Linked DNA regions of Mus musculus: region 1 is linked to region 2. The links are chromatin contacts, found by Hi-C or POLR2A ChIA-PET in ENCODE. All regions are on one chromosome and are shown on one strand. Each heading gives the region's core, a stretch centred on a gene start or an enhancer-like site at or near the end of the contact. The rest is flanking DNA. Distances are from core to core; before and after follow the strand shown. Region 1 holds the start of Fam169b (family with sequence similarity 169, member B). Region 2 holds the start of Igf1r (insulin-like growth factor I receptor).

Region 1 (2,700 bases), core at 114-2,613, 320 kb before region 2:
CCAACCCATTAGGATCTCACACATGTGGAAATGATAAATGGGAGACTGCTGTGTGTCATCTGAGCCACCGGTGGCCATCAAAACCACAGCAAAGGTCGGAGCGCATACAGGGAAAAGCCATAAACTGTCTCAGGCCAACGATTCTTTTCCAGAAGATGAAATTACTATTCTTTTTTTCCCATCACATGGGCCTGGGAGGGGAAGCTCTCTGAAGCAAAGATGGGGAAGGACCTGCTCACTCTAGGGGAGGGGAAAGAGACCCACTAGTAGAGATGGGAGTGTAATGAGAGACTGCTGTGCTTAATAAACCCTAGGGGGCTTCTCCTGTTTTGTAGATGAGGAAGATCAAAAAAGCAAGACTTTTATTCCAGTCTTCCAGCGTGTAAACTGGAAACAGCACTCTTAACTTTCTAGAAAAAAAAAAAAGTGCACAAGACTAAAACAAAAGAGAAATAGCTCCCTTTCCAAAATTAAAGACGAGCCTTTTCTTAATCTCTAGATCAACTAAATCCTTACTAATCCATATAATTAGCTAGTGGCTACAATCTCTCCTTATCTCACGCACCTGAAAACAGGAGAAAAACAACTCAATTGCAACGTTTAAAGTAGGTCATAAGAGCGAGTGGCTACCTGCCAGCCTCAAATGCGCCCCTGCCATGATTGACTTTACTGTAGGTGGGCTGTGTGCAGTGTGACTATCCGTGCGACACAGCCAGCCACCTGTGACCAGGATGTCTAGCCAAAGGCCTGAAATGGCATCCCCTAAGACCTCAGAGGTGGCCGGCTCAAGAAAGTATCTTCAAATCCTGAAACTGGGCGGGAAGAGGCATGTGAGTTGTGTCCCTGGAGCCAGCAAAGAGGCTGGCCCAGAGCGTGGATTCCCGGGACACTTCTCTCGGTCCAGGCGCTTCCTGGGTCCTCCTTGCTGGAAAGTAGGAATGGGTTGCTGTTCGGACTTCTCTCTCACCTCGGAGCTCATTCCCCAGCCTGGCCAGCAAGCCCAGGTCCAAGGTCCCCAAGGCCGGTGTTGAGGGTTGTGGGGGAGGGGTGAGAAACAGAACCGGAGACCCGGGTGAGGACCCAGCCCAGAGCCATCTAAGACTATCAACTCTGGAGGTTCCTCCTCCAGCTCCCGCTAGCCTGGGACTTATATGAATCCGAGGAAGAGAGAGAGAAAGAGAGGAGAGGCCCTTAGCCTCGCACTGCACCCCAAGCTGTTGTGGCGACGGGTGTGCGGCACTCTGCCCGCTACCATTCGCGTCCTTCGCCCTCGATTGGCTACGTGGGGACCGCAGCACCCCTTACCTGTGACTCCGCGGACTGCCTCAGCCTCCATGCTCCGGTACGGAGTTTGCCACCTAGTAAGCCTCTACCTCCCCACCCCCTCCCCCCACCAGAGCCACCAACCTTTCTACCAAGAGTTCCCCAGGGGCTGCCCCGCCCTGCCACCTCCCCGGAGGCTTTCTCTTTCTCACTCCTTTGCCTCCTGCTGCGGGCGTTTATCTCTGCCCCCACTCCCCCAACACACACTACTGGACCACCTTTTGTTTTGTTTTGTTTTTTTTTTTTTAACCAAACCTTGACTCCGCAAAGTCTAATCTACAAAAAGAATGACTTTTGAGCCAATAGTGAGTTTGTTGCTGTTCTTGAACTACCATAAACACAGGCAAGCAGCCTCCTCCCCCGTGCCCCAAGCTTGTACTGACAGATTTTTCCACCACGCTCCCTTCTATGTGCAAAAACCATTTGCATTAACCCTTTTCAAAAACTTGGCTTGAGCCGGGCGTGGTGGCGCACGCCTTTAATCCCAGCACTTGGGAGGCAGAGGCAGGCGGATTTCTGAGTTCGAGGCCAGCCTGGTCTACAAAGTGAGTTCCAGGACAGCCAGGGCTACACAGAGAGACCCTGTCTCGAAAAAAAACCAAAAAAAAAAAAAAAAAAAAAAAAAGAACAAAAACTTGGCTTGGCTGAAAAATAGCAAATATGTAATAAACGCACATCTAACACAGGGCATCCAGGAATCTTTTCTGCCGGTTTCAGAGTCCCAACAGTCTCCTGGAAACTGTAATGTGCCTACGATTTACTAAAAAGCCAAGCAGGAGCTCATTTGACAAAGCAATATTCAAGGTCGACAATTCTTCTCCAGTATACACAGCTGTTTCAAAACGTTGCTTTGGGAGGATGCAGCGGTGAGTGATTTCAAATTTCACCTTTCACCCGACTCTGATGGAAACACACCGGATGTCCCAACTACTGGGGAGACCGAGGGAGGAAGAAGGCTTGAGCCCATTAGCTGGAGAACAATCTGGGATCCTGACAACTGGCCTTGGGGCAATGGTAACTGGGGACACAACACAATTCTGCGCTGTGTGTAGCAGGGAATTCTTTTCCACTCTGGTGAAGCCAGAATTTTTGACTTCAGTGCCAAAAAGAATGTCAGAGTAAGTCGTTGTGTCGAAGAGTCACAGTTTATTAGATTTTAAACATAGATTTAAGGTTAGTGGTAGAAAGATAGGTGTTAGGGGAAGGGGTGGAAATGAGACACATCCAGGTGTGCGTGGTCTTCTCAAGACAGCTTCCTAAAGTGTCTTTACAATATAGCCGTATTTGTAAGTGTCTTTCAGTAACTGATAGGTTATTTCTATCAATTAGTTAAATGAGCCAATTTAAACTGGATTAGGTTATGTTAAAGGCAGGTTT
Region 2 (2,700 bases), core at 77-2,576:
ACAAGTTGGGTGATAGGAGGCTGCGCCCTGATGTTTGGAAACGTGTCCTGGGGCCGCGAGGCTTCCAACCATCCTGTATCTCCCCCTCAAGAACAACTTACACCCCGCAGGGTAGGAGGCTCCGAATTGCCGCCACGGAGCACTAGGTCTACCCCAGCAACCACCCGTGGAGCCTCCAAGGGTGCTGTCATGGTGAGCTGCGCGGGATGGGCGCTGGGGTGCCAAGTGGAGCGCCCCGGAGGGGGGGGGGCGAGAGTAGCGGGGTTCCCGAGGCCACCCAGACGCCAACTTCCCCACCAAGCGCCTACGCGGGGGCTGCCCCTGACCCGCCAGCGAGAAGGCACTGCCCACCCACCAGGCCGCGTGCGGGACAGCGCTCCCCGGACAGCGAAAGAGAAAGCCCTAAGGCCCTTCCCGCGCGCAGATGCGCTGAGCTAGGGCTCTAGGAGCTCCTGAGTCGTGAACTCTCGGGCCCTGCTCTACTCCGGCCTTCCGAGAGAGCCCCACCCTCCACTCCCGAGCCCCGAAGTCCGACAGCTGCGCCCGTGGCAACTGGGTTTTCCCAAACAGGGCGCAGCCCCTCGGAGGAAAAGTTCCCGCAGTGGCCGCGGGCGGCGGGCAAATACTCACTTTCTCCACTCGTCGGCCAGAGAGAGAGCGCGGCGGAGAGAAACACGAGCCCCCACAGCGAGGTCGGGGACCCTCCTCCGGAGCCAGACTTCATTCCTTTTATTTGGGACGAAATTCCCTTTTCTCAAAAATAGAAAAAAAAAAAAAAAAGAAAAGAAAAAAAGAAAAAAAAAGTCTCCAACTCAGTCCTCACTCTCGTCCAAAAACAAGAGCGCAGGCGACGATCCTCGGAAAGCGGCGTGGACAAGGAGGGTGGCGCGGGGCGGCCCCTCAGCGCCGGCAGCAGCGGCCCACGGGGCGGCGGAGTCGGGAAGCCGGGGCGCGCCGGGGCGGGCTGTCGGCGTCGTCGGCCTCCATTTGCAAACGCAGAGATGCAGAAGAAGGAGGAAAACTGTACAGAAAGAGGAGCAAAGCCCAAATCGCCGCAGGCGAGGACAAACGCCACCCGATCCCCGGAGGGAACGACCACCGGAGCCTACGCGGCGGGAGAGCGCGACGCAGTTGGCGAGACTGGTCCGAAGTCCCGGGCGCGGGCGAGGCCGGCGAGGGGCAGAAATGCGGAGTGGAAATGAATGAGCGGTTCCCCCTCCTCCGGCTCCTCCTCCTCCTCTGGGCTCCGCTCGCCGCCGCCTCCTCCCTCAGCGCCGCCGCCGCGAGCTCCTTCCCAAATCCAGGACACACACAAAGCGGCGGCCGCGCAGCGCTCAGCGCTCCCGCCGCCCCGCGTCGGCCCCCGCCCGCCGCCGACTCCGTGCGCGGGGGCTCCGGCTCGCTGAAGGTCAAAGCCGAGCACGCCGCGTGCCGTGGAGCTCTCGCAGGCACGGGGAGAGGCGTGGAGGGTCCGGAGAGCGGGGCCGAGGGTCTGCGAGCGCCGGGCGCGCCGGGACAGGCTCGCAGGCAGCTTCCCTGTCGCTCGCCTCTCTCGAGTTCGCCCGGTGCGCTCGCTCCTCCTCGGTTCCCCCCCCCCCTCCTTTTTTTTTCCGCTCAGCGGAGTTAATGCTGGTAAACAAGAACCTCAGCCTCACCGCGCCGCCGCCGCCGCCGCCACACACTGGGGGCTCTACGCGCGCGCTCTCGGGGCCGCGCACACGTGCCCGCGCGCACACTCCAAGCGGCTACAGCCGCAGTCCCGGCGCGCCGAGGGCCGGGCCCCGACTCGGCAGGCGCCAAGAGCCGGAGTTCGGGATCGCAGGGACGTGCGGAGCGGAGCGCGGGCGTGGGGAGCCGGGCCCAGGAGGCACCGCCCCCCGCGCCTCCACCCGCGCCGGCCCCCGCGCGCACACTGAGCCACGCGCGCGCCCACGCTTCCGCCCCCACCCGCACTGCGCCGGCCGGCCCTGTCCGCACCCTCCCCTCCCGCAGGACTCCAAAAAACAATGCCCGGGGCGCCGGTGGGACTCGGTGGCCAGGGGGGCGGCGGCAGGGCGGGCGGGCAGCAGAGCGGGCGGGCTGCGGGCGCGGTGGGCGGGGAGTGCGGCCTCGGAGCTTCATTGAAAACAACAACAGCGCGGCTGGAGAGCGCGCTGGCCGACTCCGTGAAAAAGCTTCATTGTTTCTTGCAGCTGTTGCAAAATAAATAAATAAGTGCATGCATGCGGCATTTTTTTCGCAGTGTGGTGGAAAGCCCGGACGCGACGGGAGGGGCACACCTGGGGGAAAGGGGACCCCTGAAGACTGCTACGCAAGGCACTTTCCACGCCAGGCTTGGGCGCCCGTGGCGGCGCTCCTTGGGTGTTCCGGTGCTTGCGCGCAGTCGGGGAGCGGACAGGGTGCGGTCCGCGAGGCTCTATTCTCGAAGCACAGCGATTCCACCGCGGGCCCCCAGCCCTGGAAAGGGAACCCAGACAGGCGGCCCCTCGTGCCCAGGACCCGTCTCCGCGGCGGCCGCCAGAGGGCGCGACCGCAGCCTGGGAGGGCTGGCTCCGGGAATGTCGCCTCCCTCCCTCCGGGGGAGGAAATGTGGGGGCCCCGAGTCGGGGACCGACTCGGCTGGGTCGTGCTAGCCGGGCCTCCCAGCCCCATTCCTCTCCCGCCCTGAGGGCGCTCCACCGCATCGTGCTGGTCCGTGCT

The links. Hi-C counts contacts between places; a loop is a spot of excess contacts on that map. ChIA-PET counts read pairs that join two places held with the same protein, here RNA polymerase II (POLR2A).
Region 1: a loop to region 2 is called in a map of regulatory T cell, with 2.9 times the contacts of the local background. The contact joins the promoter of Fam169b here to the promoter of Igf1r in region 2. A Hi-C loop is called at or near these places in 2 of 37 maps with a recorded cell type or tissue (T-helper 2 cell and regulatory T cell). POLR2A ChIA-PET finds 5 or more read pairs at or near these places in 2 of 5 experiments (Patski and embryonic stem cell).

Annotation. Positions count from the first base shown.
Region 1 is chr7:68,274,647-68,277,346 of GRCm38, reverse strand. Fam169b (family with sequence similarity 169, member B) reads right to left here and starts at 1,363. Exons shown (of 9, transcript NM_001374636.1): 1 at 1,306-1,363. The coding sequence starts at 1,336. Gm16157 (predicted gene 16157) reads left to right here and starts at 753. Exons shown (of 4, transcript NR_040340.1): 1 at 753-830; 2 at 2,010-2,189.
Region 2 is chr7:67,950,883-67,953,582 of GRCm38, reverse strand. It overlaps Igf1r (insulin-like growth factor I receptor), which reads right to left and starts at 1,326. Exons shown (of 21, transcript NM_010513.2): 1 at 631-1,326. The coding sequence starts at 724.